Regions from separate parts of the Mus musculus genome. Here region 1 is linked to region 2. The links are chromatin loops, found by intact Hi-C in ENCODE. Cell type or tissue: left cerebral cortex. All regions are shown on one strand. Links, peaks and the distances in the headings refer to the core of each region. The heading gives the core; the rest is flanking DNA. Region 1 holds the start of Klk11 (kallikrein related-peptidase 11). Region 2 holds the start of Ctu1 (cytosolic thiouridylase subunit 1).

The links. A loop is a pair of places that touch in the nucleus more often than their neighbours do. Peaks named below come from ENCODE experiments on the same cell type or tissue, not always from the same donor. Only the 100,000 strongest peaks of a DNase experiment are listed, where the experiment ranks them.
Region 1: it touches region 2 in a loop (3-fold over the local background); 25 of 42 quality-filtered maps call a loop at or near these places.

What each region holds. Positions count from the first base shown.
Region 1 is chr7:43,774,562-43,790,200 of GRCm38, forward strand. It overlaps Klk11 (kallikrein related-peptidase 11), which reads left to right and starts at 1,768. Exons shown (of 5, transcript NM_019974.2): 1 at 1,768-1,993; 2 at 2,320-2,476; 3 at 2,927-3,192; 4 at 3,769-3,905; 5 at 4,224-4,702. The coding sequence starts at 1,957. The coding sequence ends at 4,376. Klk10 (kallikrein related-peptidase 10) reads left to right here and starts at 6,493. Exons shown (of 6, transcript NM_133712.2): 1 at 6,493-6,585; 2 at 6,938-7,064; 3 at 8,175-8,358; 4 at 8,896-9,170; 5 at 9,755-9,888; 6 at 10,309-10,849. The coding sequence starts at 6,974. The coding sequence ends at 10,461. In left cerebral cortex, for the core only: CTCF peaks have their summits at 8,088 (motif pointing left) and 10,953; DNase peaks (open chromatin) are centred at 8,099 and 10,963.
Region 2 is chr7:43,669,690-43,685,328 of GRCm38, forward strand. Ctu1 (cytosolic thiouridylase subunit 1) reads left to right here and starts at 2,342. Exons shown (of 3, transcript NM_145582.1): 1 at 2,342-2,386; 2 at 5,415-5,957; 3 at 6,738-8,609. The coding sequence starts at 5,450. The coding sequence ends at 7,492. It also overlaps a transcript of Siglece not described here and a transcript of Klk14 not described here. In left cerebral cortex, for the core only: CTCF peaks have their summits at 9,029 (motif pointing right) and 11,476 (motif pointing right); DNase peaks (open chromatin) are centred at 9,022 and 11,478.

The DNA.
Region 1 (15,639 bases), core at 3,239-11,238, 100 kb after region 2:
CCTGTCCCACGTCACCTGGGTAGGAAGAGGCAGAGCCCGTAGGGTTTGAGGCCACAGTAGGCTGCTGGCAGAGCCTGGGCCTACCCCGCCTTGTCCCACATCTGACTAGGGAAGTAAGGCGAAGGAGGCCCATGGAAGAAAAATCTAAATGAAAACATAAGCTAGGAGAACTGAGGCTTCAAACCTGAAGCTATCTAATGAGGAGGCTGAAGAGTGACTGGAAATTATCTACAGAAACCAGTAAGTGCCGGAGGCCTGGGCAGTGAAGACCAGGGGGGCCGGGGAAGGGTCAGCAGAGAAAGGAGGCCCACATAGGAGCCCTGGGGCTCCTGGCACACCCGCTGAGGTTTCTCTCTCCTTTCTTGAGCCATGGCTGTCACAGGCCCTGACCTGCCTCCCCCACCGTCCTGTCCCTGCCCCTTCACCAGGCAAGCAGCCCCACCTCTATGACGCCCCAGATTCCCCCCTCTTTGGAAAGGAGAAGGGAGGGCCCAAAGGAGGCCAAGGGGCCCGCTGGGCCTAGGCTGTGAGAAGGGAGAGGCCCACAGGAGGAGAGAGAGCAATGGAGGCCTTAGAGAGGAGACAGAGACAGGCACAATGGGAGGCCTAGAAAGGGGTTGTAGGGACAAAAAGCTGTGACAAGAGGAAACAAGGATCCAAAGACAAGCAGGGACAGAAGCCTAGAGGCAGAGACCAAAATCACACACACAGAGGGGAGAGAGGGATGTGGGGGCCCGAGACTCTGAGACCTGCTGGAAAAAAAAAGGGTATACCTACAAGAAGAGGAGACCACAGGGAGAAGAGGGGCTCAGACAAGTGATATCTTGTCTCCCAGACCCCAAGGCTGCCTTGGGAGGGCCCACACACAGCTCTCTCCCAGGGCAATAAGGCAGGATTAGAAGCCCAGTCATCCCAGCGGCCCCCCTTCCGGAGGCCAAGCCCTCTGCCTGCCTGCCTGCCTGCCTTCTCCCCAGGTGCTCAGACCCAGCCTGCTGCAGTGTCAACCGCACCCTTTAGAGTTCCCATCCCCAGAGCCCAGGAATGAATCCAGGAGAGAAGGGAAGGTTCTCCCACCCCCACCCTCATCCCCACCCCCACCCCCACCCCCACCCATTCCAGAAGACTGCCATCCTAGAAGCTAGGCCTCTTCTGTCCCAGCATGCATTTTCCCCCTCTTGAAGATGTCCTTGGAAGATGGGGAGGGACTTGAAGCCACACTCTGCTTCCCTCTGTATCTCTCACCTCTAAACTGCTGCCCCCAAACTCAGTGACCTCCGTCCAGTCCGTCCCCTCAGGTGGCTTCGTCCTGCCCTTCTCTCCCACCCCCGCCAGCCAGGGCAGCTGTAGGCACCAGCTGTCCCTTAGCCAACCACACCCAGCCCAGTCCAGCTGTCCTTCACTGGAGTTCAGCAAGGTGGAGGGAGAGACTTCACTGGTTGTGGACAGACCTCACAGGTCCCTAATATTCTACATGTTGGGACATCAAAAATGAGGTCCTTACCCAGTAGTTAGCCCCTTCCCCCTTGTCTTCCCAGTTGTGGGGCTCCCAGTTGTGGAACAAGCCAGGTTCTCATGTAAAGAAAAAGAAAAATATTCTCTAAGATTTTCTCCCGGGGTCTTCCTTCTCCGAGCAGCTCAACCTGAGTGAGCCAGGAGCCTTGCCCAACAAAGCCCCTCCCAGCTGTTTTGTTGTTCTCAATATCCAGGAAGCTGCTAGCCTAGATCCAAGCCACTCTGGAAGCACAAGGCTTTTCTTACAGGCTTGGGGATTGGTGTGAGAACCAGGAGGTTCCCCTGGGGGAAGGAGGCAGGTAGTCAGAGAAGCAGAGAGACCCAACAGGTGAAGGAAAGAAGAAAACCCAAAAGCCAGCATTCTGATCGCCTCTTAAAGTGATTAGACCTCCCTCCTTGTCCCCAGGGGAACCTGGCGCCCGCCCTGCCCTACTCCAGGCCAGGATGATTCTCCGACTCATTGCACTTGCTCTGGTAACAGGTACGGTGGGGCTTAGAGGGAAGGGGGGCTCCCTATTCTACTTCTAAGGCCCCCCAGCTACAGTGACACCTGCTTGGAGATCACCCCCATGAAGTAGTCTGAGCTATACCAGGCATAATCAAGTGGGACTAAGAGGAGGAATGGGGGTGGGGGTTGGGTCCCCTCAAAATCTTAGGACAGCCACTAATGACCTGGAAGTATAGTCTTATGCCAGCACGTGACAGCTAAGAATGAGAACAGCTATTCTTTTGCTTACTTTCATTTCTGGGGTCTCTCTACCAGCCTACCCCCTCTTATGCTTGTACTTCATCTTTTGCCCCCTTCAGGGCACGTAGGGGGAGAGACGAGGATCATCAAGGGTTATGAGTGCAGGCCTCACTCACAGCCATGGCAGGTGGCCCTCTTTCAGAAGACACGGCTTCTCTGTGGGGCAACCCTCATCGCCCCCAAATGGCTCCTGACAGCAGCCCACTGCCGCAAGCCGTGGGTGCGGGGGCTGGGGCGGGGCTGGGCGGGGCTGGGAGGGGGCTGGAGATGGAGAGATGAATGGAGAGAGGGGCTGGGTCCAGAGAGAACGTGTGGGGGTGGCAGCAGTGGGTGGAGGGGTTGGGGATGGTGTGGTGTTAGCATGGATGATCAGACTGGAGAGGGTAAAGTAGCATTAGTGTGTATGACGGAGGCCTGGTTGGTATGAAGATAGAGGGTTTGGGGATGGAGTGGCATTAGTTTGTATGATGGGGATCTAGTTGAGTTGATGACAAAGGAATGAGGTGGTCTTAGAATAGATGATGGCCTTAGTCAGGATGAGGATGAAGGAGCGAGTGATGGTAGATGGGTCTGGGTGTTCACAAGGCACAATTCATCATCTCTCCCTCCCCACCCCTGCCCTGTCCCCCTACCTTTCTACCTCTGACCACATCTCTCCCACCTCAGCCATTACGTGATCCTCCTTGGAGAGCACAATCTAGAGAAGACAGACGGCTGTGAGCAGAGGCGGATGGCCACTGAGTCCTTCCCCCACCCCGACTTCAACAACAGCCTCCCCAACAAAGACCACCGGAATGACATAATGCTTGTGAAGATGTCGTCTCCCGTCTTCTTTACCCGAGCTGTGCAGCCACTCACCCTGTCCCCACACTGTGTCGCTGCAGGCACCAGCTGCCTCATTTCTGGATGGGGCACCACGTCCAGCCCCCAGTGTAGGGGCTCCTGAGGGAACCGTGATCCGGGTGGGAGATGGGGAAAGGAGACCAGATGAATCTTCAGAGAGAAAGATCAGAGTCACTCAAGAGGCATGGTGATCTGGAGCAGTCAGGAGAGGGATGAGCTAAAAGGAAGATGAGAAATTCTGAGGGACTCACTTTTGGGCCTCAAGACTGAGACAGGTGTGAGGCAGGTGTGAGACAGGTGTGAGGCAGGTGTGAGACAGGTGTGAGACAGGTGTGAGACAGGTGTGAGACAGGTGTGCGGCAGGTGTGATTCCCAAATCTATAACTTTCTAGTTGTGGGATCTAAAGCAGGTGGCTTTACCTCTCTGAACCTTGGTTTTTTTTTTTTTTTCCTAAAAAGAATAATCATATCTACCTACCACAGTGGGGTCAGAGGTAATGCACAGAGAACAAGTAGTAGGAAGAATTTACTCAATGCATTGCTGTTGCAACAGTTACAAGCATAGAGATGGGTTCAGGGCAAGGATTGTCCCAGGTGCTGGCTACTGTGGTGGGGTTGGAAAACCAGGTGACCACTGCTCACACCCTTCACTGCTGTCCCCACAGTGCGCCTGCCTCATTCCTTGCGATGTGCCAATGTCTCCATCATCGAACACAAGGAGTGTGAGAAGGCCTACCCGGGCAACATCACAGACACCATGCTGTGCGCCAGTGTTCGGAAAGAGGGCAAGGACTCCTGTCAGGTCAGCAGGCAGGGGCTGGATCTCCAGCCACATACCCATTGCAACCTCCATCATCTTTACTGACATCCCCAGTCAGCCCTGATCACAACCATATCCAACCCTGCCTCCCCATGTTCACCCTCCTCTCCAACTCTGCCACCCATGAAGAACCTCTGGGCCCTGACCCCATTTATATTCTCACCCAGAATCCCACCTTCATCCCACCCAGCCTCTCACCATCAATCTCTTCCTTCACCTGCCCACCACCCTCACTACCGTCCTCACCCCCTCCCAACCACCCCACTCAACTCTAACAGGTTGTGTCTCCTCTCATGCCAGGGTGACTCTGGAGGCCCCCTGGTCTGCAACGGATCTCTTCAAGGCATCATCTCCTGGGGTCAGGACCCATGTGCCGTCACCAGAAAGCCTGGTGTCTATACAAAAGTCTGCAAATACTTTAACTGGATCCACGAGGTTATGAGGAACAATTAGAGGGGACCTGCTTCCCACCACCCAACCCCTCCAACCTCTTCTTAATGCTTTGACTTCTCTTCATTCTGCCCTAAGAAGTCCTCAGCTGGGACCCTGGCATGTACTCTCTCCGACCCACCATGAGTATAGTATAGGGATGCTCTAACTTGATGATCGACCTGGGGCCTGGAATCAAATCCTGACTTGAACTAAATTGTGACTCTGGACATGATCACCACTGGTTTTGTTTGTTTGGTTGTTTTTTGTTTTGTTTTGTTTTGTTCCCAGCTTTGAAGACAGTCCCTGGCATATCCCAGGGTTTCAATAAATATTTGTTAAATGATAAATGATTCTGTTGAGTGTCAACTGCATATTAGTCCTGACCATACAGAGGGTGTTTAAATGTCATATGGGTATGAGAGTTTGCCTGTATATTCGTTTGTCTGACATGCACCTGCCTGTCTGAGGAGCTCAGAGGAGGGGTCAGATCCCCAGCCACTGTGAGTGCTGGGAACCAAACCCTGGTCCTCAGCAAGAGCAGCAAGTCCTATGAACCACAGAACATCTCTCCAGCCCCCCAAAGATCTTTTAAATGTTACTAAGCAACTGAATGCTCACAAGCCCCTTGGAGATTGGTCCTATTTTTCTACCCACTTTTGCAGACCATGAAAGTGGGCACAGACAGATGAAGGTGCATGCTCACAACCACCCAGCTGAGACCTGAAGGGTTTAAAAGCCCAATGACTCTTAATTATCAACGCAATGCCACATTAACATTAATGCTCAGTTTGTTTTCTTTTTATGTTACTTTAAAAAAATTTTTTTTAGTTTTAGTTTATTTTTGTTTTCCATTTATTTACTCATTCTTTTTTTAGGGGTGGGCAGGGAGAGGCACACGCCATGGTGCACAGGTGGAAGTCAGAGAGCAAATTGCAGGAGTCCATTCTCTCCTTCCACCATGTGGGGGACCAAGGATCACAGGCAGGTTGTTAGGCAAGCACCGGTACCCACCAAGCCATCTTGCTGGCCAGGCAGAAAGAACTCACTCAGTTCTTCTCTCTCTACATGAGAAGTTGCACATGCAAAAGTGTGATCGCAGTGAGTGCGGTCCGCATGCACAGAGTAAGAGGTAGTAAAAGAGGCTACCATCATTTTCCAACTGCCAGATTCAGTTCACTGAGGTCAGCGTTGCCTGGTCTCTGCTAGCCAAAATGAAGCCAAAGGACACAAAAACAGAAAGGAAATTCCTGTCACCTTTAACACATTTTGAATGCTCTGTAGCTCCAAGTAGCTGGTGGCTGGTACAACATAGTCACTGTAGCAAAAATCTGGACAGGACTGAGTCAAGCAACCTCTGAAGTTAACACAGACAAGATGCCTCAGAAAACACAGACGTTCTGTTCAGCTCTTGAGGAGAGATCCCTAGAACTAGAGAGAATCGTTTCTAGTTGTTAGGCGGACTTGCTTGCTGTGTGACCTCTTATGAGTCACAGCCCTCTCCGAGCCTCCCATTCCTCACCCAAAATGAGGGTGTCAGCCAAGGTGATGTGGCCTGTTCCTTAATGTGATTCACTAGCTCGTGTCACCTGAAGACACACAGGGAGGGTGCACGATGCTCACACACAGGCTTAGGGCAAAGCTGCAGCTTCCCACCCCCACCCTCTCAGCACATGCTGAGACACAAGGAGCCTACTGTTTCTTGGTTTACACACTTGGGAATTTGTCTGTGTCCTTCCCACTCTTTCCTTCTGCCTACTTGAACTCTTCCCACCTCCCTCTTCTTCCTCATTCTGGCTCCTGCCAGAGCAGACCTTGCCCCCTCTTCGTTTCCCCTCTCTGTCACTCACCATCTCATCGACGTAAGCCCCCCCCCCATCTTCCCACCACACCTGAGAACACTTCTCAGAAAGAGGGCATAGGGGAACCCCCAAGAAAGCTAGCTCCAGAAGGTGTTCTTGTCACTGCCAGAAGCCTGTATTCCAGGGCCCCTCCCTGAGCAGGAATCTGGGGCCCTGGTTGAATGCCAGCCCCACCCACGTTATAATTAGGGAGAGGGAAAGAGAGGGAGTGAAGCCCTAAGGGGAAGGGTGGGGGGGAGGAAGCTTCCGGGATCTTGAGGGTTAAAAGGGAAGGTCTGCCCAGGGGTCCCTGGTCAGAGGACTGTTTGCAGCCCACACTGCAGGGCAAGAGCCACTTCTGAGTCTCCTTTCTTCTTACTGGCGACTCCCAGGTGAAGCGGGTTGCACCCCACCCTATTGGGGTGGATGGCGAGAGGATGGGTGGAGACCCTCGGGCAACGGGCAGGAACTCTTTCATAGCCCTGATTTCCCTGCAGCATGGGGAAGTCCCTCAGCTCTGAGGTTAGGAAGAGGTTCCCACGGGCTCTGAGCAGGACCCCAACCCACCCACGAAGGAGTATGGACCTGGAGCTCAGTGTGGCTGGTGGCCAAGAAAGGCTGGGTGCACAAATTGGTCCCCTCTGGAGGATCGAGGACTGGAGTTCTGGGGGCCTTTGGAGTGAACCTCATTGAAGTGGTTCAGATGCGCTGAGGCAGGGGGTCTTGACCGATCATCTGTTTTAGGCCTCCACTCCAGCCTCTGCAAGCCAAGTATCAGCTATGAGGGTCCCGCTTCTTCACCTCTCCACTGCCTCTGGCTCCTGGTCCCTGGTGAAGCTTCTGCTGCCGCTACTGATGGTGCAACTCTGGGGTGAGCCTGGGGCCGGGGGCGACAGGAGGGAAGGGCCAGGACCGGAGGTGGAGGGAATGTTGCCACTGCAACCGTAGTCAGCTCGCCTTCCTGGGGGCCTGGCACCCACATAGACATCCCAAGCAGGATCCACCCTCAGGTGGGCTCTGACCCCAGATACCGCACCCAACTGTTAGGAGAACCCAGCCCCTTCGCCCCATCAGCTTCTCCACCTCTCTGCCTCTCCTACCTCGCCTCTTAGCCTCTCCTGCCTTCTCCTCACCTCTTGCAGACCCGTTGCATCCCTCCCTCTTCCTAAAGGAGGTGCTACAGTACCCCTAACCTGTGTGTTGGAGCAACTTCCCATCCTTGGACTAGACTTACCTTTCCCTCTTGCACACCCCTTCTCATTTGTCTAGCACTTCTCGGCGCTCTGGCCCCATTTCTTGCTGTCCCACCTTGTCCCTGTCTCCTCCTCGCTGCCACATTAGCTCCTCACTGGCCCACTGTGTCTCCTGTCTTCTGCTTCTCATTGCCCCATTGTGCGTTCTGTCTCCTGCTCCATATTGCCTCCACCGTGTTGACTGTTGCCTTTACCTTCCCTTTGTATTCTGCCTTCTTGTTTTTTTGTTTTTGTTTCGTTTTTTGTTTTTGTTTGTTTGTTTTTTTCGAGACAGGGTTTCTCTGTGTAGCCCTGGCTGTCCTGGAACTCACTTTGTAGACCAGGCTCGAACTCAGAATTCTGCCTTCTTACTGCTCACTGTGTCTCTGCCCTTCTGTACCCCCTGTCTGCCCCCTTACCTATCACACTCCCTCTGCACAGTGCTCTGCCTAGGCTCGCATCTGGTCTCAGCCCGGTAGGTTAGATCCCTGCCTTTCCTGCACATTGCCTCACCGCCCCCCATCCTACCCCCACTCCAGTCTCAGCCCTGGGGTGTCTTAGTCCCATTCTATTCTAACCCCTCTTGCCCTTTCACGCCTCAGTAACTGGTTCGCAGAGTTCTCTAATTTTCCCACGGCTTACTACTCAGCTGCGCCCCCTAGAGGCCCATCCTGTGACGTGCTGTATTAACCCGGAACCGTGACTTGGCTGGGCGAAACCTGATCCCCCTGTCCCGCTTCTCTATCCAGCGGCGCAGGCTCTGCTGCTCCCGGGAAACGCCACGCGCGTGGACCTCGAGGCCTCCGGCGCCCAGTGCGAGCGTGACTATCATCCCTGGCAGGTCTCCCTCTTCCATAACCTCCAGTTCCAATGTGCGGGTGTCCTGGTGGACCAGAACTGGGTGCTCACGGCCGCACATTGCTGGAGAAATAAGTAAGGAACCACTCAGAAGTAGCAATGTAGTAGTGGGGAGGATGGGGCCCAGGCACTCTCTCGGCTTTGGTTAGGTTAAGGGTGGCAGCCATTCTACAAGAGAGGCAGGATCCAAGCTGCAACGCCAGGGCGGGGCGCTGTGAGTCCATCGCACCTGTCCATAGAAGCCAGCCAGGGCATGTTGTATTTAAGACCTGTAGTCTCCTCATATGCCTGCAACGCAGGGACAAAGGACCAGGTGACACGAAGATGAAAGGAGAGACGGGCATACTAAAGAGTAGTAGTCAGCCTTCAACCCTCAAACTCTTACTCTCCTCCCTCAGACCCAGGGTTTCAGTCCTGAGCCCTCCTCCTTCAGACCCAGGAGTCCAGTCTCCAGCCTCTTCCCTCAGTCCCAGGGGACCAGCCCCAGCTACTCTCCCAGACCCTCTGATCTCAGGATCCCACTTCACTTCCTCACCCTCTGACCCAAGGACTAGGGTTAGGCTCTGTCTCCATGAAGGTTTTGCCTTCATCAGGCTACTCTTCCTCCCCCAGGCCACTGAGAGCTCGAGTTGGCGATGACCACTTGCTGCTTTTCCAGAAGGAGCAACTGCGGTCCACGAGTTCACCTGTTTTCCACCCCAAGTATCAGGCTTGCTCAGGCCCCATCCTGCCACATCGCTCAGATGAACACGACCTCATGATGCTGAAACTGAGCAGTCCTGTAATGCTGACGTCCAACGTGCATCCCGTGCAACTGCCCTTCCGCTGCTCTCAGCCAGGGCAAGAGTGTCAGGTCTCAGGCTGGGGGACCTCAGCCAGCCGAAGAGGCAAGAACTGGGCTGGACTCCTGGGTCCAAAGGGCTGAGTGAGAGCTAGACCCTAGATCTGAGGGAGGATGGCTGAAACCTGGGTGTCTACGTCCGAGGGAAGAGGCTAGAATATGAACTCTGGCTCAGGGGACTGCAGAGGTTGGGGTTGGATTCTTGGATCTAAGATTAGAGAGATGGAGTTTGTAAGATTAGAGAGATGGAGTTTGTAGTCCTGGATCTGGGGAAGAGGGCTGGAGTCCAGACACCTCGATGTGAGGTCAGAGAGCTGGGACACGGACCTCTGGGTATAAGAGAGGAAGGTCGTGGCTAGACTCCCAGGTTGGGGGAAGAGAGCTGAGGTCTGACATCTCGGTTTGAGGAGAAGGCTCAGATCTAGACCCCTGGATCTGAGAGAAGAGGCTGGGGCTGGCACCCTGGGTCCCAGGGAGGAGGCCGAGGGAGGATCACGAGGGTTTGAATTTCTGTGCCTAAGGGTGGAGGGGTGGGGTTAGGTTCCCTGGGTATGTAGGAAGGCTTGGGGCTGGATTCCGGGGTCTGGAAGAGAGGGCTAACTGGTCTCCCTGTGACTGCCCTGTTCTCAGTGAAGTACAATAGGAGCCTGAGCTGTTCCAAGGTAACTCTCCTTAGCCAGAAGCAGTGTGAGACCTTCTACCCAGGTGTGATCACCAACAGCATGATTTGTGCTGAGGCAGACGGAAACCAAGACTCTTGCCAGGTAAGGACAGATCAGCAAGCAAGTCTGTCTCCTGGACTGGGTGGGGGGCACTAAGACACTGAAAGAGTTGTCTCTGCTTTTCCTCCCTTCCTCCCCAATCCACAGCCCTCCCTACTCTTTACCCCGTTTCTCAACCCACTCCCTTAATCTGCTTTTCACCCTGCCAACCCCCATCTCTTGATCCCTCTCAGTCTTCTCACCTTGGATGAGCCAATTCCAGCTGCAAACCTATCACATCTCCATTGTCACCTCCCAATTTGACCCCCACGCCCCATGCCACCATCACCTCTGTGTGTATCTCCTTACCACCCCAACTTCTAACATCTCTCCAGCCCCATCCCAGGGTCTTCCGTATCCTAACCCAACAATAGCCCTCCAGGCAGCTCTTTCCTCATGGTACCTCCTTCCTCCCATCTGCAGAGTGACTCCGGTGGCCCCCTGGTGTGTGATGACACCCTGCATGGCGTCCTCTCGTGGGGCATTTACCCATGTGGTGCTGCCCAGCACCCATCTGTCTACTCAGAGATCTGCAAATACACCCCCTGGATCCGAAGAGTCATTCGTTTCAAATGACCGTCTGCCCCTCTCCTCCTCTCATGCCCACCCACCCCTCTTCCTTCATCCCTTGTCCACTCCTGTTCTCTGCTCACAAATGCAGAAAATGGTGGCTGAGAAAGTTCTAGTACCCCAAGGAAGCTAGCAGTCCCCAAGTCTCTAAGAAAAGTTACCTGTCATTCAACCTCTACCTCCCTCCTCTGTGTGACTGGGACAAGCCTGGTACTCTCTCTGAGCCTTGGTTTCCTTGTCTGTAAAATGGGGACAATGAATTGTCTACCTCTTACATATGTTGTATGGAGACCATGATGGAATATGTGTGTGTGTGTATGTGTGTGTTTATGGTCACTGACACAGGAACATGAACACCATCTGGTTATCACTGATTAAACACTACCAAATCTGACCTCCAATGTGTGTGCCTCTGTCTGGGATCAGAGCCAATGAGTGCACAGAGGGCAGCCTTCAGATGTGTCAGCAGCAAAGAAGAGTCTGGCTCCACACTGCCACCCAGAGCACCCTCAGAGTCCTTTCATGTTTTCAGGACCTCAGTTCTGGTAAAACTGGATCTCATGATGATACAGTGTGCAGCAGAGTGGGAGGCTTTTGGTTTTGTTTTTTTAAAATCACATGTATTTTGTGTATGTGCATGTCTGCATGCAGACATGCTCGCAGCATGGAACATGTGTGGAGATCAAAAGCAGTTAGTTCTTTCTTTCTACCCCAGAGTCTGAACTCAAGTCATCTGGTCCAACAGTGAACACCTTTACCCACTGAGCAGTCTTTACAGATCTTCTCAATTTACAAAAGCATATATTTATTTATGTGAACGAATGTGAGCACATGATGCATAGATGTCAGAGGGCAGACCCTCAGTTCTTCCGTTCTAGGGATTGAGTCCAGGATGTCAGGCTTGGCGGTGCCTTCACCAGCTCAGTCATCTTATTTGCCCAAGTTGGAGTTTATTGCAAGAAATTAGCATAGGTTTTAAGCGTGAGGGTTAAAAGAAAGAGAAAGCAGGATATATCTAAAAGCGTGTGTGTGTGTGTGTGTGTGTGTGTGTGTGTGTGTGTGTATGTAGAACAGAGAACAATTTGTGAGTCAGTTCTCTCCTTCCACTGTGTGGATCCCAGGGATTGTACTCAGGTCGTAGGCTTACCAGCTTGTGATTTTACCCACGGAGCCGCCTCCTATCCCAGGAGTGTGGGCTTCTCAAAGAACCAGCTCATAGGTTTTCACAATAGTCAGAATGGGGTTCTCAATGGGGTTTGAAGTAAGCATCAGATGGATGTCTGGTTATATCATTGTAATTGTGCCATTACATCTAAATGAGATTGCAGGGTGGCTTCTGGGGTCATCTGGTGGGACCACAGCAGAGATGGTGCAACTCCAGATCAGGTCAGGAGGGCTTGGGAAGGTAGTTAGCTACAATGCTGACAGTTAGCAGTCTCATCTCTGAGGGAGCCCAAAAATTCCTAGGAGAGGAGTGAGGCCCAACCCAGGTCAGATACGTTTTGTGCTGCAAATTGTTCTCTGACCATCACATGAACACTGTGGCGTGCATGTGCAGGAGTACACACAAACAAACGTCAAAGAGATAAAGGTCTGGAGAGATGTCTCAGCAGTTGAGAGTGCGGACTGCTCTGCCAAGGGACCTGGAATCAACTCCTAGCATCCACGCAGCAGCTCACCACCAGCTGAAACTCCAGCGGCAGGAGCTCTCATGTTCTATTCTGGCTTCCGGGCATATTCATGCAGGCAAAACAATAATACACATAAAATTGCAAATATTTAAAGTATGGGCTGATGTCTTAGTTAAGATTTCTATTGCTGCAACAAAATCCCATGGCCAAAAAGCAAGCTGGGGAGAAAGAGATTTATTTGGCTTATACTAACATATCACTGTTCATCACTGGAGGAACTCAGGACAGGAACTCAAACAGGGCAGGAACCTGCAGGCAGGAACTGATGCAGAGGCCATGGAGGGGTGCTACTTACTGGCTTGCTCAACCTGCTCTCTTATAGAACCCAAGACCACCAGCCCAGGGATGACCCCACCCACAGTGGGCTGGGCCCTCCCCATCAATGACTAATTAAGGAAATGCCTTACAGCTGTATCTCGTGGAGGTGTTCCCTCAACGGAGGCTCCTCCCTCTATGATGACTCTAGTTTGTGTCAAATTGACACAAAACCAGCCAGTACAGCTGGAGAGATGGCTCAGTGGTTAAGAGTGTGCACTGCTCCTACAAGAGGAACCTGAATTTGGTTTCCAGCACACGAGGGGTCAGATGTCTCAGGCTTTCTCAGGCACCTGCACTTACATCCGTGTACCCATCTACAGACATGTACAAATGTACATGATTTTAAAACAATAAATAAACAAAAACTCAGTATGATTGACTGTGCTGGAATCCCTGACTCTCAGCTAGTGAGACACTTTAGCTAGACTTTGAAGCAAAGAATCCCTCTTCTGCCATTTTCCTTTCCTGCCTTACCCCCAGCCCACCCACAGGCCTGATGGAAAAATCAGATTCTCCATTCCTCCTAACCTCCCAGAAGGGTCTTTTAACCACTTCCTCTTCCCCTCCCACTAGGTCTCATTTCTGGGTCCACCCAACACCAGTTCTTCCTGTCCTGGCAGGAACCAGCCTGACCTTGGATCACCTGACACACTCCCTGCCTCCCTTGGGGCCCTGGAATTCGAGGGTCTGGTGCAGCATCCATGCCCACTCCCAGTTACAGCAGAAAGCACCCACTGCTAAACTCACCAAAGAGCCTTCCCGTGGACTTTAGAAAACAAAACAAAACAAAAAAAAACAAAAAACAAACAAACTGTGCTGTATGCTAAGGGCTTTCAGGGTTTTGTCAGAGAGAGGTTATTTTCCCCATCTTGATATGATCTGTGGGTAAATGTATATGTTTCAAAATACAAACATTCAAAACATTTGGATGGACCCAGATGAATTTCACAAGTTTCAGATGAAATGTAAATGTGTTTGAGCATCCTGACTTACCTTAGACCCAAATAAAGGGAACACAGAAATCTTTATAGAGGGGCATTTAGTTTAGGTCTTAAAGGATGAATAAGAGTTCACCAGAAAAAGGATACAGAGAAAAGTGTTCACTTATTCAATCAGCACAATTTCCCCTTTCAAACACCAATTAATTGAGTCTCTGTTATACGCCAGGCCCAGAGCCCACAGAATGTTGAACATAGAATCTGACTCACAGCTCCCTTCTGTCAGCTCTGTCCCTACCCCACACCATTAGCATACGCAGGAAATGTCAGTCCAATGTGTCATCTGAGGATCCAAAGCACAGTAAGTAGGGTCTTGCAGACGGGCTTCATATTTGGAAGTAATTCATCCACATCCTCTGCCAAGTCCCAGAGATGACTCTAACCAAACCCTACCCCTAGGAAGCTGCTCATCAGGTCTGGGAGACAGGCTAGTCTCACATTCCTGACATTCAGGTCTCTGTGAGGTCACCTCCTCCATGAGGCCTCCTGGATTGCCCTAGACAAACTGTCTTATGCTGTTTGGCTCTCTCTCTCTCTCTCTCTCTCTCTCTCTCTCTCTCTCTCTCTCTCTCTCTCCCTTCCTCCTCCCCTCCCTCTCCCTCTCTCTTATTTTTTGTTTTTTTTATTAATCACTTTATTAGTTTACATTTCAAATGATATCCCCCTTCCCGGTTACCCCTCCACAGACCCCATTTCCTCTGTGACACCTGTGACAGCAGCTGTTGTACCATGTGTGTTTTTATTTGATAACATCCTTCTCGTCCTACATTACTTCAACCCCCCACCTTGAAACAGAGATACCTGCTAGATTAGACTCATGCATATTATATGAGATCATAGAAACAAGCTTATTTAAGTCCAGGCTTTTGAGGCTGGAGATGGCTCAGTGCTCAAGAACATTGGAGGAGCACAGAGAACCCAGGCCCAACCCCAGTTATAGCTCACAACCATCTCTAACTCCAGTTCCAAGGGGACCAATGCCTTCCTCTGATATCTGCAGATACCAGGTAATATGAGTCCATACATCCAGGTAAAAGTTCACGTACATAGAATCCTAGAATCTAAATATTTTTTATATCACTCAAATGATTGGGCTGGAGTGATAGATGGCTCAGTGTATACAAGAGCTTGTGGCCAAGCATGATGACCTGAGTTTGATCCCCACAGCCCGCATAGTGGAAAGGAGAGAAGTGACTCCCACAAGTTGTCCTTTGACCTCCACACACGTTCTGTATCATGCCCACATACAATAATGTAATTTTTACAAGGTAGCTGCTGGAGGATAGAGAGACAGCTCGGCAGTTAAAAAGCTCTTGAGAACTGCAGTAAAGGCCCAGCATGAGCAAACTTGTAACACATGAACAAAATAAATATTTTTTTTTAAGGATAGCTATTAACATGGACTTTTTAAAAGATCTCTTTTATTTTTATTTAATGTTATGAGTGTGCATACACTCAGATACCAGAAGAGGGCATTAGATCTCCGGGATCTGGAGCTTTAACTCACAATACAGGCTACTGTGAGCTACTGATGTGGCTGTTGAGAACTGAAATGCACCCCCCCTCCCCCCCACACACACACCCCACTCTGGAAGAGCAACAAGTGCTCTTTCCCACTGATGCATCCCCCTGATGGACCCTAAATGTACTCTTAAAGCAGGTCCTGTGGTCCTTAGCACATAGTGTCTCCTTTCAGCTCTCAGGGACATTCACCATATCTGCACGAAGAGTAATTGTACCCTTGGCTGGCAAGCACTTGAAGACTGTGCAGGGCTCGGGGGCGGGTGGGGGTGGTGAGAAGACAGTTTGTTGAATATTCACAAAACAGGCACTTTTTGTTTGGTATGTGTATGTATTCATGTGTGTGTGTGTGTGCATGTGGAGGCCAAAGGTCAGATCATCTTTGTCCCTCTATTGCTGCCCACCCTTTCTTCTTTTTGCAAATATCATTCTTTAACTTTTTATTTTTATAATTTATTTATGTATTTAGTATGTATGTGCACTTTGCTGTATGTGTATTTGAAAACTTTGTACATGTGGAAGGAGGCCAGCAGAGAGCAATGGATCAGATCTCCTGGAACTGGAGTCTCAGTTCTGAGCCACCATGTCGTTGCTAGGAATTGAACTGGGGTCCTCTGGAAGAGCAGCCAGTGCCTTTAACCCCCAAGCCATCATCT
Region 2 (15,639 bases), core at 4,841-12,840:
ACGAAGCCATAAACTCAACCAGAAAGGTGGGGCCTGGACTCCTTTCTTTCTCTCCTCACTCAAGAACTCAGAACAACTGAGACTTAAGTTCGCCAACTCATGAGCTCTCCTAGGAATCCCTAGTCCTCTGGACCTCTTAGTGTGCTCCCCCCTGAGCCCCAGACCTGGAAGTTTCTCCATTTTACACAACAACACCGACCCCAGAAAACTGCCTGCCCAGGACTTGGTCACACATTTCTTTAGGGCTGTGGAGGGGACCAACCAGATGTCTGCGTTGGTCCTTGATTCTCTGCAGTGTGGTGAAGTCTTTCTCCTTCTTCCCTTACTTAGCTGGAATCAATTTGTCTGGGATGCTGATGAAGAGGGGCTTGGCACATAAGGACCACAGGACAGAGTAGACAGGCCAGACAAGTGGGCTCGCTCTAAGCTTGCTCTATCTAAGCTCGCTCTATCTATCTAAGCTCGCTCTATCTGTGGTGCTGAAGCACTATTCCCATAGCCTAGGTCAGCAGTTCTCATGCTGTAGGCTGTGACCCTTTTGGGGTCACAGGAGTTGCTTAAGACCATTGGAAAACACAGATACACACATTATGAGTCATAAGAGCAGCAAAATTACAATTATGAGGTTGCAACAAAAATAATTTTATGACTGGGGTCACCACAACATGAGGAACTGTGTGAAAGAGTTGCAAAATTAAGAAGGTTGAGAACCACGGAGCTGAACCCAGGCTGGTAGCTCAGGGCCGTAATTCCAGCTACTTGGAGGACCGAGGCAAAGGATTATAAGTTTGAGGACTGCACTGGCCACATGGCGAGACCCTGTTTAAATTTAAAAAGCATAGAAGTGGTGCATTCTGGGGCTATAGCTCAGTATTAGAGTGCTTACCTAATACCAATACTGAGGAGTTGGGGCATGGCTCACTATTAAAACCTCTGCCTAGAGTTTCTCCAATGAGGTGCTGGGAATATACCTAGCTTAGTAATAGAGCATCCACTTAGAATCCCCTAATGAGAGGCTAGGGTGTGGCACAGTGTTAAAACCCCTGCCTAGAATTTCCCAGTAAGTTCCTGGGTAGTAAGTGGCTCAATAATCGAGTCCCTACCTAGAATCCCCTAGTGAGGGGCTGGAGTGTGGTTCGTCGGTAGAAAGCTGTCTGAAACTGGAGAATGATCCACAGTAGGAATGCTTTTCATTTCAAGTGCATAAACAGCAAACTGCAGAAAGATAATGGGGCACCAGGTCAGACATGAAACAAACATCCAGTAGAAACAGACTGGGGAAGCTGGGAACCACACACAGTCTGCAGGAGGCTGAAGAAGAGGATCCCAGGAAGACAGACTCCCAACTAACCATTCCCACCACAGATGTCCTATGGGATGAGAAGTAGCAGAGGTCTCTGGGAATGGGTCCCATCCTATCTGTGTTCAAGGATACACTATTTTTCTTCTAAGAACTTACTCTCCTGTTCTTAAGGAAGTAGCGTTTCCACTTTATTTGGCTGTTCTCTTTCACTTTCTCACAGGACCAGGAAGCCGGCTGGTGACTGAGGAAGCGGTCTTGGAGAACGCTTTAAGACAAAATGCTTGGGTCTAAAGTCGGGCTGGGACGCCAGGTTCCCGGTGACCTTAAACAGTACAAGACGACAATTTACTGATGTGTATTACAATAGCTTACATAGCTGTGTGTCATCTGGACTCCTTCCACCTTTGTGAGAAAGGAAGGAAGGAAGGAAGGAAGGAAGGAAGGAAGGAAGGAAGGAAGGAAGGAAGGAAGACAGAAAGGGGCAAGATTGCATACACCTTTTATCTTAGCACTCTGGAGGCAGATGCAGGTGGGTCTCTGAGTTCAAGGCCAGCCTGGTCTATATGGCTAGTTCCTCCAGGACAGCCTAGGCTACATGGTAAGATCCTGGGGAGAGAATCAAAGAAAGAGAGAGCAAGGGAGAGAGACACAGAGAAGAGGGAGGGGGAAACAGTAACAGAGACTGAGAAGCAAGCAAGTAGCAGAAGTATATGATAGTCCACAAAACTAGGAAATTATACTGCAGCCATTCTGATTTCAACCACTTCTGATTTCAACTTCCCTTCTGGTGACCTCGCGTTGCCGGACAACATCAGGATTCTGGGCTCGGTTCCCAGGCCCTGGTGTGCGCCCTACAGAGTCGGCCCGTGGGGAGGCATTTGGCAGAAGGAAAGCTGTACTCTCAAGTGTTTCTGGGAATTGGAGTCCAAGCTGCTGTAGAGTTACAGGCCCGCGTCTGGAGCTGTTGCATTCTGGAAGTCGTAGGCAAAGCAGTTCAAGGCCTTATGGGAATTGTAGTCCCAGGGCATTTTTCCGCTCCAGGCTTCCGCGTGGCAGGCAGAGTACTCAGCTCGTTCCACTCAGGTTAGTGTTCCTCTTCCTCCGGTTCCTACGGGCTTGGGGCCATGGTGCCACGGGAGAGCTGAAGGTCTTTCTAGAGATTTGGCACTCGCTTTTATGATTGTCAACTCGCGTTCTGGCCAGGATCTCCTAGTCTGGTCTCTTGCCAGGCCGCTTTGTTCATTTGGTGGTAACAGATCATCTGCCTTCTCTTGCCCCTGTTAAATATGTTCTGGTGACGCCTCTTCTGCCCTTTAGGAGAGTTGGCCACCCGGAGGCACCCCTGAAATTTGTTTTGTAGATCAGGCTAGCCTGGAACTTGCAGAAATTCAACTGCCACTTCCTCTTGAGTGTTGGGATTAAAGGCGTGCACCACCACGCCTGTTATTACCTCGGGGGTTTGCCGCCAGTCTGTACACAATTCTTTCCCCCATCATCCCAGATACTTACTTAATTAGCATAAGCCCTGTTCGCTCCGTCAGCTAAAGACTACTGATATATCTATCAACCAGGTTCCCTCCATGATCTCAGGGCTACTACTGATGTGGTATCCCCCTTTTCTGTTTCTGCGTGTGTCTGTAAGCTACTCCTTACAATAGCAACCCCCTCACAGGATTAGATGACTGAGAACAGAGAGTGTATTTACACGCCATTCTGCATAAATGCGGGGGTAGAAGGTGGTGGGCACTCTCAGGAGACAGATAAGCCAGGCAGAAGGGACAGATTTGGGGAGCACTTGAAAGGTGCCCTGCAAGGATCCTAAGTGGGTCGTTAGGAGGTCAAGCCTGGAGGCACCTCTGAGCCTGATGATTCTAGGGCTTGCTGGGCAGGGCGTGAGGAGAAGTGAGGAGAGACTGGTGTGAACCTAATCCGGGCGAGAGGAAGGGGAGAAACAAAGGCTGAGGAGGATAGTTCAAGGGGCAGTGCTCAGCCAGGAGAGTTAGGGGAGTCTTGAGGGCTGCTTGCTGGGTTCAGTGATCAGAAAGAACTCTTTGGGCCAGAGGAAAGGAGTGTTCCTGGGATACTTGAGAGCATTCTGGAAAGGAGCCACGGGGCCTCCCAAGCATCATTCACGGACCTGTCAAAAAGGTAACTGGGCTGGATCTGCAGGTTGTTATATGCAAATTGTCGTGAAGGAGGGGAGGCCAAGGCAGAGACCAGTGACCCAGACAAGCAGGCTGTGCCAGTGTTCTGAGTTGTGCAGGATAATCAAACAATGAGGGTCACCTTAGAATGTAATCGGGCTCCAAGGCAGCAAGGAGGTCCAGCCTCAATGAACTGAACGTCAGGCTCTTTCTTTTTATTTAGCGTTTACTTTAGGTTGTGTCTCCTTTAGGACAGGTACTTCTGGGCAGCAGAAAAACTTTTAAAATAAAATAAGAATTAGGTTGCATAGTTAAATAATATGTGAAGATTTAGGTGGAGGTAGTCTTTTTTTTTCTTCACAAAAGTTGTTTTTTTTGGGGGGGGGGGTTAAAAAGTTTCTCAAACCAAAACTCCTCATCAAAGGAAACATCACACCCCTGAAACTTTGGTCCCTCTTGTGGACTGTTTGCTGTACTCAATAATGCAAGACATCGCATATGTATCAGGACTGTCTTGTACCAAGTCATGCCAAGGCCCTAAAGCTCCTTCAGAAAACAACTTCATAGACAATAGAAAATGATCTACGTCTTCTGCGATGACGTCTTCAAGGTCAAAGTACTTCTAGAGAACAATTCATTTTGATGTCTATTCTTGGTACACTGAAAGACAACCATTTCATTCTAAAGTTTACCCTAGATACAGCGATTTACTAGAATTCTTTTTTTTTTTTTTTTTTTGGTTTTTCGAGGCAGGGTTTCTCTGTATAGCCCTGGCTGTCCTGGAGCTCACTTTGTAGACCAGGCTGGCCTTGAGCTCAGAAATCCGCCTGCCTCTGCCTCCCAAGTGCTGGGATTAAAGGCGTGCGTTACCACTCCTGACGAGTTACTAGAATTCTACTGCAGCCCTGGCCATGGAGTAGGTGGGAAGTGTCTGGCATCTGAGGCCACAGAAGGATTGGCTGTATCCTTTTAGGGGATCTGAGCATGAGTTCTGAGGATGGACTAGGGACCTTTGGAGAACAAGTCAAGACTGGACTTTGAATTTTGAGCCCCACACAGGATGAGTGACCAGAGTGGTCCTAGACCTCAGGGCTTCTAGTCTGAGCATCTGGAAGGACAGACCTGAGCTCCACTGCAGGACACCATTCGGTGAAAGGAATCAGGGAGGTCGGAGTTGAGATGCAGTGCTCAGTGGTACCGGTCCTGACCTCATGGAAGTTCCTGACAGTAAACAAATATTTGCCAGATCATTCTGGTCATTGTGGTAAATCCCAGGGACAGCCTGACCTGTTCTGAAAGGCGGGATGCTCCCGGGTAGTCCACGCTGGAGATGAGGTGGTCTGGGGGAGAGGCCTGAGCTTGGAGAGATTTTACTGATTCATTACAGCTGGTGATGTAGAGGAGATGCACGCAGCTTCTGTGTGCCTAGAAGAGGCCACTATGCCTTCCAGGGGAAGCAATCAGGACCTCATGCGGGGTTCCAGTATCTTACCTCCCCTACTAAAATCCAAACATCTGGAGCCCTCTGCTTCCGAGTAGCAAGCTCTTCCGGGATCTGGTCAGCTCTGGAAGTTGTCTATGATTGAGACTGTAGCAAGAGTGACTGCAAAACTGTGCTCCATTTCCTAAAACAGACACAATTCCATTCTGTCTATCCTTTGCATGGCTTCCCCCTCTGTCTCCCTGAAACCCTGTCGTCGGGTTTTTATTTTCTTGGTATAGGAAGAAGCTGCCCTTCCCGTGGGCTCCCCTGTGTCAGGGCCACTCAGTAGGACGCCATCTCCACAGCCTCCCCACAACACAGACTATCCGTGTGATCCACTTCTTTCTCCCCTCAGCTCTGAAATGCAGATATCCTGGATAACCAGCTTCCCTTTTGGGTATCTTGTGTGGTCCCCTCCCCTCTTCTCTCCCGTCAACCCTGCAGTGTAGACTCCCCAGATGACTCCCTTCTCTCTCCTCCACAGTGTAGACCTCTCAGACGACCCAGTTCTCTTTCAAGATGCCCGCCCCGACGTGCTTCTCCTGTCACAAGACCCGTGCTGCCCTCCGTCGCCCACGTTCTGGGCAGGCGCTGTGCGGCTCCTGCTTCTGTGCTGCCTTTGAGGCTGAGGTGCTACATACAGTGCTTGCCGGGCACCTGCTGCCGCCGGGCGCTGTAGTGGCCGTGGGTGCCTCTGGTGGCAAGGACTCCACAGTGCTGGCACACGTGCTGCGTGAGCTTGCGCCCCGCCTGGGCATCACCCTGCACCTGGTGGCGGTGGATGAGGGCATCGGCGGCTACCGGGACGCCGCGCTGGAGGCAGTGCGCAGTCAGGCGGCGCGCTGGGAGCTGCCGCTCACCATCGTGGCCTACGAAGATCTCTTCGGGGGCTGGACGATGGACGCCGTGGCCCGCAGCACCGCAGGCTCCGGCCGCAGTCGCTCCTGCTGCACCTTCTGCGGGGTGCTGCGGAGGCGCGCGCTGGAGGAGGGTGCGCGCCTTGTGGGAGCTACACATATTGTGACAGGTGAGCACTGGTGTGCAGCAGGAACGGTGTGGGTGTGGAAGAGTAGTGTGCCAGGAAGTGCAAGATAGTGGGGTGGGCTGGGGTCTCCACTCCCCCCCCCCCCTTTATGGTGCTGAGAACTTCCACTGTCCCTCCTTTTTATCTCTGGGTTCTGAGTGTTCGTTCCAACGCCCACCTCCACTCTCCCAGGCCCCAGTGTCTCTATGGTCCCTTTTACATTTTCTCCTTAGGGAGGATCTACCGGGTCCTCTCATCTGCTCCAGGGGTTCCCGGCCTCTTCTCCACTTTTCCTGTTGTCCAGGGCTTCTTGGGGCCCCCCTCCTCGTGTAAATACCAGGCTTGTACACACGCCTCAGCTGGGGCCTACTGAGTCTGGCCATTGGCAAGAGCAACAGCAGGCTATGAGTGCGGTGACACAGCTCTGAGGGGGAAAGGTATCTTGGCAGTCAGGAGCCAAGGAATATCACAGAGTCACACCATACAACAAATCTCGCACAAGAGATTGATTGAAAGTGACACAAGAAGGTGGCTGCCTCTGCTGCAGTGAGAAGCCATGGAGTACTGAGCAGGGGACCGGCTTAGAGTATTTAACATGGAAGAGTTTACAGGGTGAAGATTTCCAAGGTGGGGATTGGTGACATTTCAAGTCAGAGTGCTGGGTTTTCAGGCTCAGGGATTGGTGGATTTCGGTAACTTTTCAAACCAGGAAATGAGCTGGGACTTTTTACCTTCTCTTCTTTGTCCTAATCCTTCACCTGACCTGAGCTCTTTCTCCCGCAGGCCACAACGCTGACGACATGGCTGAGACGGTGCTCATGAACTTCCTGCGTGGTGATGCTGGGAGGCTGGCGAGGGGTGGGGTGCTGGGCTCCACGGGCGAGGGGTGCGCACTTCCCAGGTGCCGGCCTCTGCAGTTTGCCTCGCAGAAGGAGGTGGTGCTGTATGCGCACTTCCGCCATCTCCGCTACTTTTCCGAGGAGTGCGTGTATGCCCCTGAGGCCTTCCGTGGTCATGCCCGGGACCTGCTTAAGCTCCTGGAGGCGGCCAGACCATCAGCCGTGCTGGACCTCGTGCACTCGGCAGAGCGCCTAGCTCTGGCTCCGGCAGCAAAGCCCCCTCCTCCAGGCACCTGCTCCCGCTGCGGAGCCCTGGCCAGCCACAAGCTCTGCCAGGCCTGTGCCCTCCTGGATGGCCTCAACCGAGGCCTGCCGCGCCTGGCCATCGGCAAGGGCCGCCGTGTGCTGCAAGTTGAGCCTCCACAGCCTGGGAACCCAAGCCTAGTCACCAGTGACCCTGTGGCCCCAGCAGGACCCTGCACCTGCAAGCAACCGAAAGATAAAGCCAACCCATGCGGCAATGGAGGGGACCGGGCAGGAGCCACCTGTGTATCGCAGTGTGACCTGAGCCCCGGGAATGGAGAGGACCGGGCAGGAGCCACCTGTGTATCGCAGAGGGACCTGAGCCTTGGGAATGGAGGGGACCGGGCAGGAGCCACCTGTGTATCGCAGTGTGACCTGAGCCCCGTGGCGGAGTGACCTGAGCTCTGCACTCTACATTGCCCTGTGTCCGGGGAAGTGATTGTACCCCACTGCCCTGCAACTGTGGAGTAATCTATACACTGTGAAGTGATTTCCCTTCAGTGCACGGCACCTTGGGACTGACCTGTTTCCGTGTGGAGTGGCTGTACCCTGCAGAGTCGCTTGAGCCCTGCAGATTATTTAAAGTGTCCAGTGCCCTGCAACCTGAGCCCCGTGTCCTACCTGTACCCCATGGAAGGATGGGCCCTGTAGAGCAACATGAACCTTGAAGTATAGGGCGCTCTAGGCACAGCTACCAGCTCTAAGAGAGAAGGGACCAACACCCATGCATTCCCGCACACCTCTGTGGGCTCAGAGAGCCCTGGCCCTCCTTTTCTGTTTTCCCAAGTCAGGTAAACAAAGTCACATGCGTACTAGGAATATTCACAATCGTCACTATACCCGTCTCATCCAGGCACAGCTCTCGCACCTACGGGAACTGGAGAAAGTTTGTTCTGAACCAGTTGGGACCTTCCATGGGCGGGTATGTGAATTGAGGTTGCCTGGGAAACTGCCGTGGGAGCAGTTACACAAACGTTTACAGCCCTAGGACAATAGAAAGTCATTAATCAAGACATTGGTCAAGTATGTCGGTGTGAACTGCAGGTAGACAGGTTATAGCAAAGCTGAAATCCCTTCTGTCAGTCTGAGGAACTATCTGATGACTTTCTTAGCTTGTGGGTCTTTGGAAGCCAGTGGTCTGCTGAGCTGATAGGTTCTGAACCAAATTTGTAGTTTTCACATGGTTGTTGAGTTAGTGTCCTGGCTGGCCATTTTTTGGTTTTGTTTTGTCAACTTTACACAGGCTGGGGTCATCTGAGAAAATGCTTCCATAAGATTGGCCTACAGGCAAGCTTGTGGGGCATTTTCTGATTGATGATTGATGTGGAAGGGCTCAGCCCACTGTGGGCGGTCCAGTCCCTAGGCAGGTGATCCTGGATACTATAAGAAAGCAGGCTGAGTAAGCCAGTCAGTAGTAGTGTTCCCTCATGGCCTCTGCCTCAGTTCCTGCTGACTTCCCTCAGTAATGGAGTGTGACCTAAAATGTAAGTTGAAATAAAACTTTTTCTCGAAAGATGTTTTTGGTCTGGTGTTTTATCGCAGCAATAGGAAATGAAAGTAAGAGTGTCCACATACGGGTCTTCATCACACACGTTGCTTTCAAGGGGACTTCATCTTTGCTTTGGAGTGCTTATATCTACCTTCTCATTTCTTCCCCATGGCAACTTCAAGGGACCACAGGGCCTGTCACCAGTCCTATCTATAATAGGGTGACTGCCTTGCCCAGTCCTGGTATCTGTTGTGAGTGAGGAGGGCACCCCAAGCTTGGACTCTGGAGACAGAACTTGTGCTGAGTCTCTGCCTTAACCTCTCTAAGGTGCCATTTCCTCCTGTGAAAATGGAACTGTCTTGCCTTCACCCCTATCTTGGGAGATGAGAGTCCAGTTATCCAAGTCCATGTCCAGCTTGGCTCTGTATACTGGGGATTGGCCACCAGGGGGCTCCAGGCTTCTGGGTGCTGCCTTGCCATATTAAGAAGTTGAGAGGCTGAAGAACCTTCCCAAGAAGAGGGTTCCTCAAAAGTACTAAAAACTTCCCTGGATCATTCCCCCAACATTGGGCAAAGGGTGCTCCTTAGCCTCTGTGGCCCTGTCCTCTTGGAAGTGACTCCATAGGTCTCTATTTACCAAATTAAGATAAGTTAAAAAGCAAAGGTGGATGCCCTGCCGCCATCAGGTCCCCCTAGGCTTATAAAGCACCAGGTCAAATATTCATTCAGCAAATATTGGACATCTTTTTGTCTGGTCCTCCTGCAAGTGCCAGGAAGCTGCAGTGGGCAGAGACAGGAGCCCCTCCACAAATTTTCAGTCTGGGGTGGGGGCGGAGGGAGGGCCATTGCAAACAAATAACGAGTGATTGTGACTGTCGCTTTTTCCTTTTTTTAAAAATTTACTTAAAAATATACAGCTCAGTATTGACATTTTTAAGTCATCGAAATAATTTATAATAGTTAAATGCCTCTTAAATATACATGAATTCTTCTGAAGCTAAAAGTAATATGCACTCAACCAGTTTTTAAAATCTACTTGGAACATTAAACATGATAGAAGTAGAAAAAAAAAATCTCTCATGAAGTCCTCTATGAAAGGGAATTGTGACAAGTTCCTGATTAGACAGAAACCATTCCATCTCCAAGGGAGAATGCACAGTGTAACTGTGGCTTCATAGAATGAATTGGGCAGTGTTCCTTCTGTTTCTATTTTGTGGAATAGTTTGAAGAGTACTGGTATTAGGTCTTCTTTGAAAGTCTGATAGAATTCTGCACTGAACCCATTTGGTCCTGGGCTTTTTTTGGTTGGGAGACTTTTAATGACTGCTTTAGGGGTTATGGGACTGTTTAGATGGTTTATCTGATCCTGATTCTGGTATTTGGTATCTGTCTAGAAAATTGTCCATTTCATCCAGGTTTTCCAGTTTTGTTGATTATAGCCTTTTGTAGTAGGATCTGATGGTGTTTTGGATTTCCTCAAGTTCTATTGTTATGTCTCCCTTTTCATTTCTGATCTTGTTAATTAGGATGCTGTCTCTGTGCCCTCTAGTTAGTGTGGATAAGGGTTTATCTATCTTGTTGATTTTCCTCAAAGAACCAGCTCCTGGTTTTGTTGATTCTTTGTATAGCCCTTTTTGTTTCTACTTGGTTGATTTCAGTCCTGAGTTGGATTACTTTCTGCCCTCTCCTCCTCTTGGGTGCATTTGCTTCTTTTTATTCTAGAGCTTTCAGATGTGCTGTCAAGCTGCTAGTGTATGCTCTCTCCAGTTTCTTTTTGGAGGCACTCAGAGCTATGAGTTTTCCTATGTCCCATAAGTTTGGGTATGTTGTGCCTTCGTTTTCATTAAATTCTAAAGTCTTTAATTTATTTCTTTATTTCTTCCTTGACCAAGTTACCATTGAGTACAGCGCTGTTCAGCTTCCATGTGTGTGTGGGCTTTCTGTTGTTTTTTGTTGCTATTAAAGAGCAGCCTTGGTCCGTGGTGATCTAATAGGATGCATGGGATTATTTCAGTCTTCTTGTGTCTGTTGAGGCCTGTCTTGTGACTGATTATATGGTCAGTTTTGAAGAAGTTTTTTTCCCCTTTTTTCAACGCTGAAGATTGAATTAAGGACCTAACATGCCAAGCCACACCCTCAGCCCCTCACAGGGGGATCCTAGACAATCTATCTCTGAGCTACATCCCCAGCACAAAGGTTTGCTTGTCAAAAATAGAGTAGAGGGAGCCATGAAGGAAAGGCCTCTGGGGAGGTGGCCTTTGAGCAGCGACCCACATAAAGCTAGGGGAACAAATCTCAAAAGTATGGGGGAGGGAGTTCCCCCTGGAGGAGGGAACCGCCAATTCAGCAACTAGGGTATAGGAATAACCTTGATCTCTTCCAGGCATCTGAAGCTGGACCAGGTGTGTGGAGTCAAGACTTGAATTTTATTCTAACAGTGAAGGCCAGTCTCTATTCCGGGTCTATCCAACAACTGCTGTGACAGAGAAGTAGCTATGGACAGGGATGGGGGAACAGAGGAGGGGCTGGGGGCGGTAAGGGTGTGACTGAAGACTCTCTAGGCAGATTGTACAACTCCAAGCTTTTCTCTTGTGGGACTGGACCCGTACCAAGAGGGTGTTCCATCCCGGCTAGTGCAGTGATAGGAGAGTAATGCTTGTTTAATACTTATGCTAGATGAACATGCAACCCAGTGAAGTAACTTGCCGAGACTCACATAACTGTGACTCAGGGAGGGAGCAGGGACTCTAGGTTCTTAAACTGGAATCCAGAGGACCTGCTTCCAAATGCATGCACAGCAGGGCACCTCTCATTTCTGGAATATCTCCAGGGACTCTGCCCTGCTACTGAGCCTCTTGTGTGAGAAAGGGGCTGTGTTCACATTTGAACACAAGGGGGCGCTGTGACCACATCTGCGCACCAAAACTGGGTATCCAGCCCAGGCCCAGACAGCACTGGATCTAGAGAAGCCTGAAACCTCTGAGTTTTCATAAAGATGATGTGTCCTTCCTTGCCTTGCACAGACTCTGAGCATGAGACCCGGTAACGCAGCTAAACTGCAGAAACTGCTCAGGACAGAGCCTAAAGGCTGGAGAGGAAGAAGAAAGGGGCTGGGAAGATGGAGGCCAGAGAAGGAGAGAGAGGAAAAGAAATAAAAAGAAGGAACACACAGCTGTAATGTACTGCAACAGTTCGATACTGACAGGTGTCGGTAAGGATGTGTCCTGTCCATTTAAGCGGAAAAGGGGTGGCCTAAAGGAGACAGCCCCATCCCAGCAGAGAACCGTGTAAATTGAGGTGGTACTTGGCTGACCGCTGGAAAGCATTCCTGGAAGAGGGAATGACTAGCCTAGAATCCGAGAGTGGAGGACAGGACAAGTGACAGAGGAGAGAGTGTGAGGGGCAGGTGTTGAGATGCAGAAGCAAGCCCTGAACTCTCCCGGGAGGGGAGGATAAGAATCACGGTTGCGGGCATTTCCTAACACCTCTCAGCCTAGGCTAGTGAGGAAAGACCTGACTCAGCGCTGGTCCCTGCCCTCAGTGGGCTCTCCCTCTGGTGAAGGAAGAGGGTGCAGGCACTGACAAGTCAGGACCAAAGGGTTACATGCCACTGTTGCCATTGTGAGACTTCAGAAGGGATCCTAGAGGTGGGGCGCCCAGCACGGTGTGGTGCGTCATAGAATGCGGAGGTGATGTTTGAACCAAGACCCAGGAGCTGAGTAAGACTGAGGCCAGGAAAGGCAAGAGAGAGGGGCGTGGTGTCTGGTAGGATGGCAGTGGGCCTCAGTCCCCGACAAGAGGCACCTGTCCCTGTGGGGAAGCATTGCTCTTGGTGCAGAAGTCAGAATGCTGCCTTAGCTGGGAACAGGGCCTGCCTGGAAAGACTCAAGGCAGACAAGGCTAGACTGGGCATGTAGCTCAGTGGGTAGATTGCTTGCTTAGCATGTACAAAGCTCTGGTCTCCATCCTCAGTGCTGCATAAATGGGGTGTGCTGGTACACGCAGCCCTAAATCCCAGCACAGGGGAGGTAGAAGCAGAAGGATCATGAATTTAAGGTACATGGTAAGGAGGAGACGCTGTCTCAAAACACCAAGAGCTCTGTGGGAGCGGCCATGGAGACTAAAACTAAGACCACACCAGTTGAGGATCTGAGCTAGAGAGAGTGGAAGACCTGGTAATGCTGAGAACAGGTGCAAGGGCTTAAACCTCTCACCAAGAATTGTGAATCCTACCGACACTGGGTGTGTTTTTAAAACTTTAAAGAACTCCTTCCTGTGTGAGTTCATAGACTATATAAAATAGGGGCTGGAGAGGTAGCTTATCCACTGAGAGCAAGTACTGCCTGTTGTGTTTTATAGACAAAAAACGCTAACACTGCCCTTGCAGGGGACCTGAGTTAGGCTGCTTGACAACATCCTGTAACTCCAGCTCCAAGAGATCTAATGCCCTCTTGTGGCCTCTGAAGGCACTCATAGTTCTCCCTCTCCCTCTCCCTCTCCCTCTCCCTCTCCCTCTCCCTCTCCCTCTCCCTCTCCCTCTCCCTCTCCCTCTCCCTCTCCCTCTCCCTCTCCCTCTCCCTCTCCCTCTCCCTCTCCCTGTCCTCCTCTCTCTGTCTCCCTCTCCTCCCTCTCCCTGTCTCCCTCTCTTTGTCCCTCTCACTCTCTCTGTCTCTGTCTGTCTGTCTGTCTGTCTGTCTCTCTCTCTCTCTCTCTCTCTCTCTCTCACACACACACACACACACAATTGAAAATGCTAAAATATGATATAAATACAGGGTGTCCCTCCTGATGAGCAGAGCAAACGCATTTCCCACTCAGGTGGGCTTTGCAGATACTGGAGGGTGTTGGAGAGGCCTGGGGCTTGCTGAGGCAGGAAGAAGAGCTGGGCGTCCCTAAGGAAGCCTGTGGCTCCCCCTCTCCACCCCACTGAAACACAGAGAACCCAGTATATCATCCCTTCGCATACACCAGACACCAGATCAGTACGGTAAATTCAGTGGTTGACCAGGTAGGAAAGGTCCCGGACCTCGCAAATCCTCTGGGAGACACAGTCCTTGTTCTTTCTATTGGAGGGGCAGAGGGCTAAGTAGCTGAACATCTTCCCTCGTCAGAGCTGACACTCAAGTTGTTAGAGACAGACTTGAATAAAATTTTATTCTGAATAAAAATAAATTAAAATACCCACGAAGGACATTGAACACCGATAAGTGCTTGCACGCAGTGTGAGAAGGGCAGAGACAAGAAGAGAATGCACGGTTCAGAGAAGGTGATTGGAGGGATGACATGGGCAGGGTGGTAGCAAAGGTGTCCCAGGCAGAGGGAACAGTAATGACCAAGCCCCTGAGATGCGAAGGTATCAATCATGCTGAGAACATCAAGGAAGCACAGGGGCCCAAGGCAGAGGACATGATGGAAAGACTAGGGTGGAGGGGGAGGAAGTCTAGACACTGTTGCCTGGGGTGTTTGGAACTTAGTATGCTTCCAGCAAGGTCTTAGATAGGTTTTAGCTTTGAACAAGGTGTGGTTTTGAGCTTTAGGGACCATAGCTGCTAAATGGAGAATGGGCTTGGCCTGGTGGAGGGGGAGGGGGAAGGGTTAAGTGGGGGTGGAAACAGAGAGACCAGGCTGTGTGCTACTTCACCTGTGTAGGTGAGGGGGCTGGGAGGCTGGGTGGATGTGGCAGAGAAGAGGTAAGTGGGGGAATTCTCTGCCAAAGTGAGAGGCAGAACTGTGGTTGGGAGGCGGGACTGTGGGCAGCAGTTGGAGACCACTCCCAGCTTTTGACCTAAGCAGCTGAGGAGAGGTTGGGTTCAAATGGACCACGGAGACAGTACAGACAGAGGAATCAGAGGGTGTCCACCACCATGAAGGATGCCTGGTGTTAGCAGGCATGAGCAGCTGTGGATGCTAACTTAGACATCTAGAGATGGTGCTGGAGAGATGGCCCAGTGATTAAGAGCATGCATTGCTCTTCCAGAGGACTGGAGTTCAGTTCCCAGCATCCACCTCAAGGAGCATACAATCACCTGTAACTACAGTTCCAGGACATGCAACACCTTTTTTTGGATTCTGTAGACACTTCCTTTGCCAGATGAAGTCTGAGTAACGAGAGAGCCACGTGAGCTCTAGAGCCAGAGAGGGCCACTGAGTCAGGAGGGCTGGGACTCAGATTTGTCTCCTCACCTGTAAAATGTGTGTCAGCACGTGTGCAGGGAATCGAGACCTAACACAGGGAAGAATCCCACTCCCACCTCCAAAAGAAATCGTACTTGTGGAGGCAGGAAGAGCAGAATTGCAAGCTTCATAGAGAGTTTAAGACCAACCTGGATACTTGAGACATTGTCACATACTTGTGACATTGTTCATTGTCATTTTGTGACAGTGAACCCCCAGAGAAGATGTGGGGGTCAAGATATGTTCTTTACAGACTGCCTAACCCAGCACCTGTCAACAAAAGGTCAAGAGCCTGGAAGTACTACCAACTTTACAGATCAATAATCTTCCAATGGCTGCAGAGTGCCTCCCACTACCCCCACTCCCTTTTCCATAGCCCAGCTGAGCCTCTTATCTCCTCCAGGAAGAACTGCCCCCTCTGAGGCACGCTTCTGGTGGAGGGTGCTGCAGACAGCACACCCATAGCTGTTGTTCTATTCCCCAGACACCTGGCCATCCCACGGCAGGTCTCACCACCAAGCCTTCCCGCCTTTGCTTCTCCTTCACCCGGACCTAATCCCTGACCATCCTCAACTCCACTGGCTCAGCATCAAGGCAGGTGCTTTCCTGGCTTCCTTGTTCTGGCCACTTGCCAAAACAGTGCCCTTCCCCCATCACCTGAGCATGTGTGCTCCTGAAGATGATCTGGGTGAGTTCTCTCAGTAAACTAAACAAAACAAAAACAAAAAAAACCCAACCGAGCCATTAGACAGGCACGTCCTCTGCTTCCTGCCACCTGACCCACGCCCCACAGAGAACCTCGCCCTTTCCCTCTTCCTTCCCTGGACAATGGAATAGGCGTCCTTCCTCTTATCTGGGGTTAATCTCACCACTTAGCCGG